Linked DNA regions of Homo sapiens: region 1 is linked to region 2. The links are chromatin contacts, found by Hi-C in ENCODE. All regions are on one chromosome and are shown on one strand. Each heading gives the region's core, a stretch centred on a gene start or an enhancer-like site at or near the end of the contact. The rest is flanking DNA. Distances are from core to core; before and after follow the strand shown. Region 1 has its middle 650 kb from the start of QKI. Region 2 overlaps LOC105378102 (a long non-coding RNA gene).

Region 1 (6,001 bases), core at 2,624-5,123, 59 kb after region 2:
ACGGAGATGTCGGTCAGAGGGTACAAAAGCTTAGTTAGACAGAAGGAATCAGTTCAGGAGATCTATACAACATGGTGACTATAGTTAATAGTAATATATTGTGTTCTTGAACAATGCTAAGAGAGTAGATGTAAAATGTTCTTATCACGAAAGTCATAATTATGTGAGGTAATGGATGTTAATTATGTAGATTTAGTCACTCCACAATGTATATGTTTCAAAACATCATGTTTTACATGATATATATGATACATATGTACACGATACATATGATATAAAGCCAATAGGTATAATGGAAAAAGTAGTAGGAAGTTTATTTGTTTTATAGGAGAAAAAGTTTTCTTGCTGGAAAACCAAGTGAAGAGAGAGTTTTTAATCCTTCTTTTTAAAGTAAGAAAGATTTAGAAGATAAAAGGAAACAGTTCTTGTAGCTTGGTTAGGGCCAGGGGTACCTCCATGACCCTCTCTGAGTTTTCTCCTGACACACTTCCTTAAGAGATTCAACAGCATGTCCCATATCCAAGGATAAAGTTAGAATAAGAGAGAACTGAGAAGTCCAGAAACATGAAAGCCAATGTCCCTGTGTATTTTTTACCACAGATTGGGATAATATGTCTTTTTGTTACTTCCCTTTCCTTTAAAGAAAACAAATTGAAGGAGGTTGGCTTCCCTAAAAAATGGTTCATATAGAAGGAAATACTGTAGATTTTGGTGCTTGCTGGTGCTTCACTGTTAAAAGGGTAAACGCCTACAAACTCCAAATTCCTGCTTAAGTCAAGGCAGAGACGTTCAGCTCTTCTTCTTTCCCCAAACAAAATTCCAAGCTGTTAAAAGTTTGGAGTGAGGATGATGTCAGGTTTGAGAGAGAGGGTAGGCCAAGGAGAGGGCTGTGAGAGGTGAAAAATTTCCCAAGGGAGGCATCGTGCAAATGTTAAAAGTAAAGCTGGCCCTCTAAGGCTGCACATCTTGGCGGATATCCCAAATCGAGTGTTATTAGGCATCTCCAGAGTGTCTAGCTTTATCTTGAATATGTTAAAAAGTGAGAGAAATAGGAAGTTTATATGACAGCGTTTCTGTTTTTTATTTTGTTTGTTTTACTGAAAATAGGTACTATGGAAAGAGATTATTATTAAGTGGTTCTTAGTATTAAGCGGTTCTCTTCCTTATATTAAAGTAAATGGGGTAAAAGCCAAGCGTTACCAAAGTTTTGGGATGATGTTCCGAATGAAATTCCCAAAACTTTATTAAGTACGCATGCTTTTCAAATTATATAGAAAAGGCAGACTTGAGCTATTCACATAAATCAAGTTTTGATACAGAGAGGGGCTGAGGGCTACTGGTAGTGTTTCAGAGACAGGCTCAGGAAGGGTCGCACATTCACCTAAGTTTACTCAGTCACTGGTGTGCTTCCAATTCCTGATTTTCATCTCACTGCTCCATCCCTGTTCATTAATGTGGAGCACAGGGGAAAGCAGAGATTTGGCCTCTCTGCAGCTGGATACATAAATCAACAGGGTTTGTTAACTCAGCCTGCCCTTGGGGTACAGGAGCAGGCGAAGGGGTTCAGTTTGGCAGTTTTAAACCTCTGAGGGTTACTTGATAACACAGATTACCTTTCTCACTAGGCTGTGTTGGTAAATTTCTTTTTTATTTATGCTATTTCAATAATCATGTTGAAGAGTAATTTATAAAAGGAGTAATTTATATAATTCACCTATAGGCTCCTAAATGTATCATGAAAGCAACATATCCTTTCAAGAAGATATTTCTCCCTAGGGTGCAGGACTGCCCAATTAGGCGTATGAATGCCATCTTTCCAGGCTCTCAACTCCTCAGGGCAGACACTGTTACTGATGGGGCACAGCTTCATTTATCACACTTCTCTGTGTACGTTTATGGTGCCGAATACATGTTAAATAATAATTATGGAGATTTTAATGTCTTTCCCAGAAGCGTCCTCCATGGCCCACAGTGGAAGATGGACTAGTCGCCATTTCATTTTACCACAGTTCTTTGTATTTTGTGCAGACTAGGGATTGTTTAGGTTGGTAATAATCTCAATGTGTTTTGCTTATGCCAACATACATTTTCAAAATTGGTAGAATGCCATTTATAAGACCCAGTGAGTTATTAATAATTTTTTAAGCATGTGGGTCACATGATATGAATTTCTTTTTGTGTTGCTTTGTGGCCCTTAGGTTGATGCACACACACATGCATGCATGTGCATGCACACACACGCATGCATGTGCATGCACACACACTTTATGTGGATATGTATATATGTGCACATATGTAATTTAATTATTTTTAAAAACTAAAGCACAAAGTTACTATAAATTTATTTCAGCACCGTATGCGCATTTGAGCACCAAGATCACAAGAGCAATCCAGTAATAGATAAATAAGTGGGTAAACAAATAAACAAATAAGGGAGAAGGGCGAGGTCTTCCTCACAGTGGCAGGCCATGTGGGAAATGTGGAGACAGTGCTGGAGTTTTGCGTGTGTTAGAATAAAAATTGGATCAGACAAGAATCATCAGTGGATGGCAAATTTAAGAGGAAATTTTGACGAGGAGCTCAAAATATCTCCTCACAATCTGCTTGTTCAGTTCAAAAAATAATGAGGTGGAGAAATTGGACAACACCTTGGTTGAGCGATCAAAATTAACACCATAGATGAGGAAGAGAGGAGCACTGCGTGCTTCCAGGTGTAACTCCCCGGACGCACCGTCACCTCTGCAGTGTTTCAGCTAAGAATGCACTCCCTGAATCCAATCACGATGAAGCAACAGACAAACCCAAAGTGAGGACCTGCCTACTAACAAAAGGGGAGGGGCACGATATTCTTCAACAGTTTCAACGTTGTAAAAGAAAAAGGCTGAGGAAATGTTCTAGATAAAAGGAGACTGAAGATGCGTGACAACTAAATGCAGTATCTGACTCTAGGCTGGATCCTGTCCTGGAGGGAACAGAAGTTATAAAGGACGTTATCGGGCAACTGCAAAATGGAATACAGATGTGGATCAGATACTGTGCTGTATCAACGTGAAAGTGACTCAAGTGGAGAACTCCACTGTGGTTATGGAAAAAGATTTTCCTATTGTTGCATAATACACACTGGAGTATGTAAGGGTAAAATTATACTCTGCAAAATTAATCTACTTTTTGTTTCCATATATATATGTATGTACATCCTTATTTGCTTCATTATTAATACACTTTTGGTCTTCTTCCATATAGATATGAATATCTCATATATATTTCATATTCATACATTTGTATATTCTTATTTTCTTCATTATTAGGCAATCTATTTCCAGTTTATAAAACCTGAGTTAAGTAAATATTTGCCTTTTGAGGAATATAGAAAATATTTCCAGGAATATAAGAAGGATTGTGAGAAAAATAACATTTCTTTTTTAAAAAAGTGCCGCTGCTAAAACTGTACATTTTTTTGACAAAATAAGAGTTTTAAGATATATGTGTATCAAGCTCCCTTCTTCCATTCTCTTTTTTGTATCCTGACATGGAGAAAAATGAGCTGTAACTGGCAAATATCCCAGCGATGGCGCCTACGGGTTTCTGCTCCGTCGAGGTTCCTGGGTCCCAGAGCCCGTGGGTAGGTGGAGGGAAGGCAGCGAGTGAAGCAGATGTTATTTTCAAACCCAGAATGCCAGACCACTGACAATAAACACAGACTCCTCTCTGCCCCTCTTTTCAACCTTCCTGTCTCCCAAGCCTTTGCCAAGGGTTTCTTTATTCTTACCCCTGGCTTTCTCTGTTCCCTAGCATTCTGGTGACTTCATCCGGTGTGTGTAACACAGGCCTTCCATGGTCATGCGAACACAATGAAATGATGTCATTCCCCGGCATCCCTGGCCCAGCGCCCACGGTTTCCGACGATGCTCCAGCCATTCCTGACTGCACAGGATGGGGTAGGCCTTGGCCTCTCGCTGAATGGTTTAATTGAAAGACAGTGGATGCCAACGCATCAGAAGCTTCTTTCCTTTTTGTTCATCCCAATGAAATCTCCCAATTATCTGCAAAAGGAATGTTGAGAGGTTTTGTCGGGGTATGGCCCTGGAGAGGGAACAAGATGACTAGTAGGTTAAAAAGGAGACAGATGAAACTTTTGTGTCTAGAATGAAAAAATTCTGAGCACATTCACAGATGGCTTGTGTATCAAGGAAGTCCCAGTGGCTAGTTACAGCAACTCATGCACTAATGTGAACAGAGCTTTTGATTTCATGGTTTAAAATAAAATGACCCAAATATAATTACTAAAGCTTATTAATGTGTTTGTTCTGGGTCAGTAACCCTTTACTGGCCGCAGGAGCTTTTTACATAAGGGGCATGAGAATTAGAGCTTTCTATTTGGAATACTTTGATTCTTCCATGGAAGCAGGAAGAAATAATCAACAAACTGCTTGTTTTAATAATTGTACCCTATTATGAACCACTTGATATTTAATTTTTAAAGAATTAGCTTAATTTTGCAGAAGAAGTAGTGTCAAAGCAATACCGCACAACTTATCAGCACTCAATACCGGTCAGTTGATATTTTAAAAAGTGGCACCGTAGGGCTAACCTGGTTGTAGTAGAAAGACGAGCAGTTGCAGAAAGAGCTTCTCCTTTGTTGGCAAAAGTACAAAAGACAAAAATAAAAAGCAAGTGTGAAAAGTTGGAAAGAAACATGCCTACGATTTTATTCTTGTACAGAGAAAACAGTTTTTCTTTAATACCTTTCTTTAGAAATTTGTATGAATTTTTAAAATATTTTGAGAACTCAGGTACTAAAAGTAAGGTTTCTTTTCATAGAATAAAATTGTAATGTAAGAAGTTTAGAGAATTTGAAGCATTGAGGAAGTGTGTTTTTTTAATGTAAGATCCTGAAAGCCCATGTCCTACATTAAAAACCTATGCGTTAGTTATTAATAGACTTTAATTTCTTTTTCTTGCTGCCTTTTTCAGGTGTACCCATTACAATATACAAATGGAGAGGGACTCGCTATTGAATTTAGACCTGTAACTGTTGCAGATGAGGTTGTAAAATGCCACGTCCATTGTCATTTTCCTCTTCCAATTCCTATCGTACAATTTGAAATCAATTCTTTGAGACCATGTTTACTTAAAGGCCTATTTAAGATTGCTTGAAAACATATGTGAAGAATGAAATAATCAACATTTAAGCATGACTGTTTTCATGCTACTATCATGAACAGAATAGTTTTTGACCCAAAATATGAATTTTTTGAGACAGAAACCTGAATATGTTTTGTTGGGGGAGAGTCTTAGGAGTGTTTCTGCTGTAGGGACAGTAAATGAGGTCACACTGACAAATATGCTTCTGCTTACTGCATGGATAAAGAGTAAGTCACTTGTCTTCCCCTTATGAGTGGCTCTCTGGGCATATACTCAGAATTGCTATTCCACACGTACTCCAACTGATGTATTCATTTGTACTCATTTACAAGCAACACTGAGCATCTACCTGGGATCCTGGGTACTGGGATGGAGAGAGGAACCCCAGCAGTCCCTACCTTCAAGGGGCTCCCATCCAGGGGAAGAGGAGAGACAACACAGAAATGGTTAAGCTACAAGGCTCCTCTTGAGCCATGTGGGCTGGGTCAGGAGTCCAGGCTGTGCTGTGCTGCTGAGAAAAGCTCTTTCAGCCCTGTGGGGAATCTGTCCATCACCTTGCCTCATTAGCTTGTGCTTCCACCAAAAGACTTAACCTGTTCCACAAGGGTGCTGAACCTAATGACATGTAGTGTGCAGATGTCTTGAATATCATAACAGTTTCTACATAGTATGGATTTTAGTGGATGAGTGAAAGCATAGCTCCTAAGGTATAAATCTCATGCAGTGTTTCCAAAGACAGACTTTCCTCCCAAAGTTCAGGGTACCAGTAGATGAGGGGTGATTGGTAACTTTCAGCCTGGAATAGAACTCAAGAAAATATACTGAAGCTTTTTGCCATATACCATAATATACCACA
Region 2 (5,839 bases), core at 1,920-4,419:
AAGATATAGACCCCAGAGTGGGGATTGGCCCTGGGAGATTTGTACAAACATCAGTGAGGTCTCCTGACCCAGAGCTTCTGTGGAGGCAGAGATGCCCAAACCATCTGCAGCATCTGGAGACAGAGTCCAAAACATCCTGCTCACGCTGATCCACTAAAACTAGCCACAAATAGCCCACTCTTAGATATGAGTTCCAATTCAGAGCATTTTAATGGAAAGTTTAATGGACAGTTTAGGTGATGGTGTCATCCATTGTGCTTGAAGTCCCAAGGCTAGTTTCATTTCCTACTCATTTCTTTTCTGTAGAGTCCTTTAAAATGGCCCAGCTTGCCCCAATGAATTTTTTTTTATCACTCCTGGGCCCCAGCATGGTGGAGAGGGCAGGGTTGGTGGCACCTGTGCAGCCCATCACCACCCAATCTTATTCTCAGCTCCTTTGACAGTCAGGGCTTCTACAGTTCCTCAGGAGTGATGTAGAATTGTTCTACCTCGACCTACACCTTCTCCTTTACTGGACTCTCTCAATGTTCAGAATGATACTCAATTTGCAGGGTCCTCTTGGGTTCACAGCAAATGCCAGAGTATGCTCTTTCTCCAACTTTCACCCAGTCTGAACATCCAACCCTTTGGCCATGCATTCAGTCATAAACTCACCCTTACCTAAAATACCCTGACACTGAGTCTTCCCACCCTGCACATTCCTGGCCAGCCTCCTGGTGACTCAACGCCGCATGTCTGTCTTTGGCTGCCGTCTCAGCCACTGCTGTCCTCCTTGAATTGCAAGTGTCCAGAGGGCAGGGACTGGATCCCTGCAGTGCCGTCTGCAATTCTCAGACCTGCCTTCATTACTTCTGGTAACTAACGTGACCTCTGGTTTGGGCTGCCTTTCTTTTTCGCGCTTATGAAAATGCATGCAAAGCACACCTAGCAGGGGGTGCAGACCTACAAGTGGCCTTACTTTCCAGATTGTTCATGTGCCTCCTCAGCACCTAGCATTTCATTATTTCGACTCCACCTTGTTCCACATGGGTTTAAGGCATTGTCTTGGAACATGAATCACAACAATAATGAGTGAGAACAAACTTTCATAGCTTTTGCAGAGCAGAATGACTGGTCTATGACAAGACTTTTTGTAATTGTGCATTTTCATCTTTCAGCTCAATCATCGTTTTTCCTTTTTCTTAATTTTCAAGTCTCATGAGTCTCCAAATCATAGCATCTGCAACCATTTTTCTGTGCAAAGGGCTCCGTGAAGTGCCTAAGCATGGTCTTCTTTAAGCCTCGACATGACCCTGTGATACAGGCAGTAGGTGCTGTTACATCCGTCGTAAAGATGAGAAGCTGAGAATCAGAGAGATTAGTGCTCTTTCCTGAGGTCACAGAGAGCAAGTGGAGGGGAACAGGACTCTTCCTGCTGCATCTTTTGGCCCTTCGCATCCTGCGCTGTCCAGGTGAGAGTCAGCACTCCACAGGTGAGGGACATTGGAATGGAGGTGGCAAGAGTACCCTGCAGAGGTCGGAAAAGCTGAAAACCATCTCACTCAGAAGTTCCAGGACTTGATGGAGTCAGTGAGCCAGAACAAATGCTCAATCATCTCTCGGAGGAAAGATGAGCTGGAATGCCAGTGAGATCTGAGAGATGGTCTTCGGGGGAAGCTGCCTACGTCTTTGTATGGAACCTCCAGCTTTGAAACAGCCTCAGGGAAGAATCTTATAAAAGCTGCAAGCTAAGCACAAGCTTAGAAAGACATGTGGGCACTGGTAGTTGAGTGAGGAGAAATTCTCCACTTTGCTTATCTGGAACTTGTTTTGAATGAGCAAATGGAAATTTGGGGATTTTAAGGCTAGTTTTCTAGGCTTCGTTAATATTTCTCATAAGTCAAATTCTCTGCCATGGTTATTGGGTTTAAGTGAAATTCTAAATTTCTTTACTTTCTTTTTTTTTTTGAAATGGAGTTTCACTCTTGTTGCCCAGGCTGGAATGCAGTGGCACTACCTCAGCTCACTGCAACTTCTGCCTTTTGGGTTCAAGCGATTTTCCTGCCTCAGCCTGCTGAGTAGCTGGGACTGCAGGCCTGCACCACTGTACCCAGCTAATTTTTGTGTTTTTAGTAGAGATGGGGTTTCATCATGTTGGCCAGGCTGGTCTCGAGCTCCTGACCTCAAGCGATCCACCCACCTTGGTCCCCCAAAGTGCTGGGATTACAGGCGTGAGCCACCATGCCCGGCTGAAATTCTAAATTTCTAATGCCCACTGCCTTTCAATGACCCGGATTAAATGGGACTCTCAAAAGAAATGGCTTTTTGTTGAGTATTGCCATCAGAGAACCCGGGTTTCTGCAGTTTCCTTTTATCCTGTGAGAAAGATGCTAGTGATTCTTTACTTTTGAACAAGCATGATTGAATAGCCTGTTTTAGTTACTGTAACAATGCTGTGTAGCAATTGTATTATTTGGAAATAATATGCCATATACAATAATATAATATCAAAGGACAGTAAGGCTCCTGTCTTGGTTTTAGATAAAGAGAAAGCAGATGCTGTTTTATTCTCTTGGTGGATGGTTTAAATTGCCATCAGCGGATCAGTGGTTAATTGATCGTCGATCAGTGGATCAGTGGTTAATTGATCATTGAGGACTTTTGGATCCACTTACTGATAATTACATGAAGTCAATTATTTTTAAGACCTCTTGATTTTCAAATCATGGCCTGTCATTTAGCCTTCCGAACTTTTTATGTGCGGGGAGGGAAGGGGGTAGGTGAGCCAATGTGATATTACTGTCACAATATTACTGCCATTGAATGACAGAACTTTCGTGGTCTCAAGGATATGTCATCCAGAAGTTAAACTCGGCTTTTCATTTGATAAAACACGTATTTATATCCTAGGTTACTTTGCCAATAAAAGTAGCAAATGTGGTGGATAACCCGCCAAGGTACGTTCCAGGTTCCCTGACAAAGTCACATTTCTGTGTTTTACAGAATTTCTACAGTGTATAGCACTGTGGCTTATTCAGGAATGCCGATGGGAAGATAAGAGAAAGGAGGAATGAACAAGAACAGAACTAGGTGGTTTTGTGGATGAAAGCTTTCTATCCCCAGTGAAGATGGGTCCAGCCTCCCCCGGCCCTTTGTTTCCGATGCATTCATGTTGTCTTCTATTCTCAGAGCCTGGCTGCCCTCTGCCAACTGTCTGTAGCCGTGGAGGCCTGCCTTGGGAACACTCCGAAGCTTCCCAGTTCCTGTGTTTGTGATACCACAGTGCTCTGGCCCGCAAAGCCCTGAATGGTGTCTTTGTAACAGCATGCAAGATATTTAAGATGCTAAGGGGGCCACATTACCAAAGAATGCCTTTAAAAAGAGGAAAATTAAATGACCAATAAAGAAGGAATCCTCACAAGTTCCTATTGTATCTTATAAAAGGAAGCACTGATGTATTTAGGTCTAACTCCTCCAGGTCTTCAGGAAGTTGCCAAGCTCTCGCTCCCACCCCTCCCCTTCAATGGGAGCCAAGGCTGAAATCTAAGTCCAAATTAATGAATCTGTTTCTAAGTTGGGGAAGGAGCAAGTGAACCACAGCTGTGAGTCTTGGGTCACTGGGGATTTCTGTTTCAAATGCAGCCAGGATAGAATCTCTGAATTTATTTGATTTGGGAACAGGATAAGAAATTGATAATACCTGATTTGTAGATTAGCCCTGGAGGAGGAAATACTAATTTCAAGTATCATTCATCTTCCTTTTTATCTAGTCTCTTCAAGCTGTAATGAAATTAACCGAGGACTGAGTCCAGCTTGTGGAAGCCTCAGAGGAGTTTGCACATTGAACTGGCAAATTAATCTGTGAACAGCCCACAGTTCAGCATTTATTTAGTCAATATTCAGTGAATAATAAAGGTGGAAAGCACATTTTTTATTTGTCCATTTACTCGTGGAAATATTTTCAATCAAGACTACACCTTGAGATTTATTTCTCATTTCAAAAATCATGAATTTTCCACCTAATTGCAATTTTTTTTCTCCGATGAAAACCTGAGCCATTCAAGTAAATTTATTTACAAGTTAAACTTAGCAGACTGATTTGGAAGGAGAATTAGAGCAGGACTCAGGAGATAAGAAATATGTTCATTTCAGTGGAGAAGTTTATCATGGAATGGCCCCAAAGAGTTGTGTAATTAGTGTAATATGAGATATTATATAATAAACAGATATAAACTATTAAAATTCTGCATAAAATAGAATTTCGGAATCTGGAGATCATTAGGAAATTTCTGCCCTTTGAGTATATTATAAATGGGATGAAATTATTGTATATTATGCCTCTCCACATTCCTGTGAGGCCAATGGGTATTAACAATATATTAATTTATTCGATGAATGGTGAGAATGTATAGTGTCATATTTATTGGATGGAATTTGGACCCAGTCAACTGGGCTTGAATTCTGGCTCTATCACTTATTATCTGTGTGAACTTGAGCAGGTCACTTGAATTCTCTGAGCCTCAGTGTCTTATCTGTGTAGTAGGGAATATAATAAATAAATGATGGGTAATTGTCCAGGTTTAAATGACATAATTGACTAGAACCGTGCCTGGGATATAGAAAGCACTATATAAGGAATTCTTGTTAAAATGATACACCATATTCTGTACTACGCTTTTGAAATAGTAAGACCAAGACATCATTTTCAGGGAACTCATAGTAAGTAAGGAAATATGTAAGCAATTAAAAATAAAAGCAGCATTAAAAATTTTGGCATACAAGTCCAAAAAAAAAAAAAAAAAGGTATGAAGTCAGGGAGAACTGTCTTAGAGAAGGTATATGAAGACGACAGAATTGAAGAGAAAGCCAGCCGTGTGTGCACAGGAAGCAGTGATTGTGTTTGGATTCACACATGTTGAGAAAATAGATAATTAATCAGTGAATATTTGATTCATAAAAAATGACTGAAAGAGTGAATAAACAAATGAATAGAAAACAAAAACAAAAACGAATGAATGGAATTGCAACCAGACATGTATGTGCTCAAGTAAAGGGGGCAGAGGAACTCACTGCTGTGTTCTGGGAGAATTCCTAAGTTTATTGGAGACTTTGTAGGTGTTTTGTTGTTTGTTTTTGGACTTGTATGCCAAAATTTTTAATGCTGCATTATTTTTAATTGCTTACATATTTCCTTAATGTGCTATTATATAAGTTCCTTGAAAATGGTGACTTGGTCTTACTATTTCAAATGCCTAGTACAGAATATGGTATATCATTTTAACGAGAAGAATTCCTGATACGGTGCTTTCTATATCCCAGCACTGTTCTAGTCAATTATGTCATTTAAACCCGGGCAATCAGCCATCACTGATTTATTATTTTCCTTACTACGCAGATAAGAAACTGAGGCTCAGAGAGTTCAAGTGATTTGCTCAAGTTCACACAGATAAGAAGTGATAGTGTAGCAGGACAAACGGCAGACAAAACCCCTCAGACACCGAGTTAAAGAAGGAAGGGCTTTATTCGGCCGGGAGCTTCGGCAAGACTCATGTCTCCAACAACCGAGCTCCCCAAGTGAGCAATTCCTGTCCCTTTTAAGGGCTCACAACTCTAAGGGGGTCCGTGTGAGAGGGTCGTGATCGATTGAGCAAGCAGGGGGTACATGAGTAGGGGCTGCATGCACCAGTAATCAGAAAGGAACAGAACAAGACAGGGATTTTCACAATGCTTTTCCATACAATGTCTGGAATCTATAGATACCATAACCGGTTAGGTCAGGGGTCGATTTTTAACTACCAGGCCCAGGACGCGGCGCCAGGCTGTCTGCCTGTGGATTTCATTTCTGCCTTTTAGTTTTTAC

Evidence for each region. Hi-C counts contacts between places; a loop is a spot of excess contacts on that map. Pooled maps may share reads with other maps.
Region 1: a loop to region 2 is called in a pooled map, with 2.1 times the contacts of the local background. The contact joins two enhancer-like sites. A Hi-C loop is called at or near these places in 3 of 168 maps with a recorded cell type or tissue (Right ventricle myocardium inferior, astrocyte of the cerebellum and posterior cingulate gyrus) and 2 of 50 pooled maps.

Annotation. Positions count from the first base shown.
Region 1 is chr6:164,065,644-164,071,644 of GRCh38, forward strand. No RefSeq gene overlaps it. Among named protein-coding and RNA genes, the nearest start is that of QKI, 650 kb to the left of the region's middle. RefSeq lists an enhancer at 3,209-4,408. Within about 2 kb of position 3,874, at least 6 of the 41 ENCODE cell types and tissues checked have a DNase peak (open chromatin) inside an H3K27ac peak, as active enhancers do.
Region 2 is chr6:164,007,367-164,013,205 of GRCh38, forward strand. The region is part of intron 4 of LOC105378102 (a long non-coding RNA gene); the gene reads left to right. Among named protein-coding and RNA genes, the nearest start is that of QKI, 600 kb to the left of the region's middle. Within about 2 kb of position 3,170, at least 3 of the 41 ENCODE cell types and tissues checked have a DNase peak (open chromatin) inside an H3K27ac peak, as active enhancers do.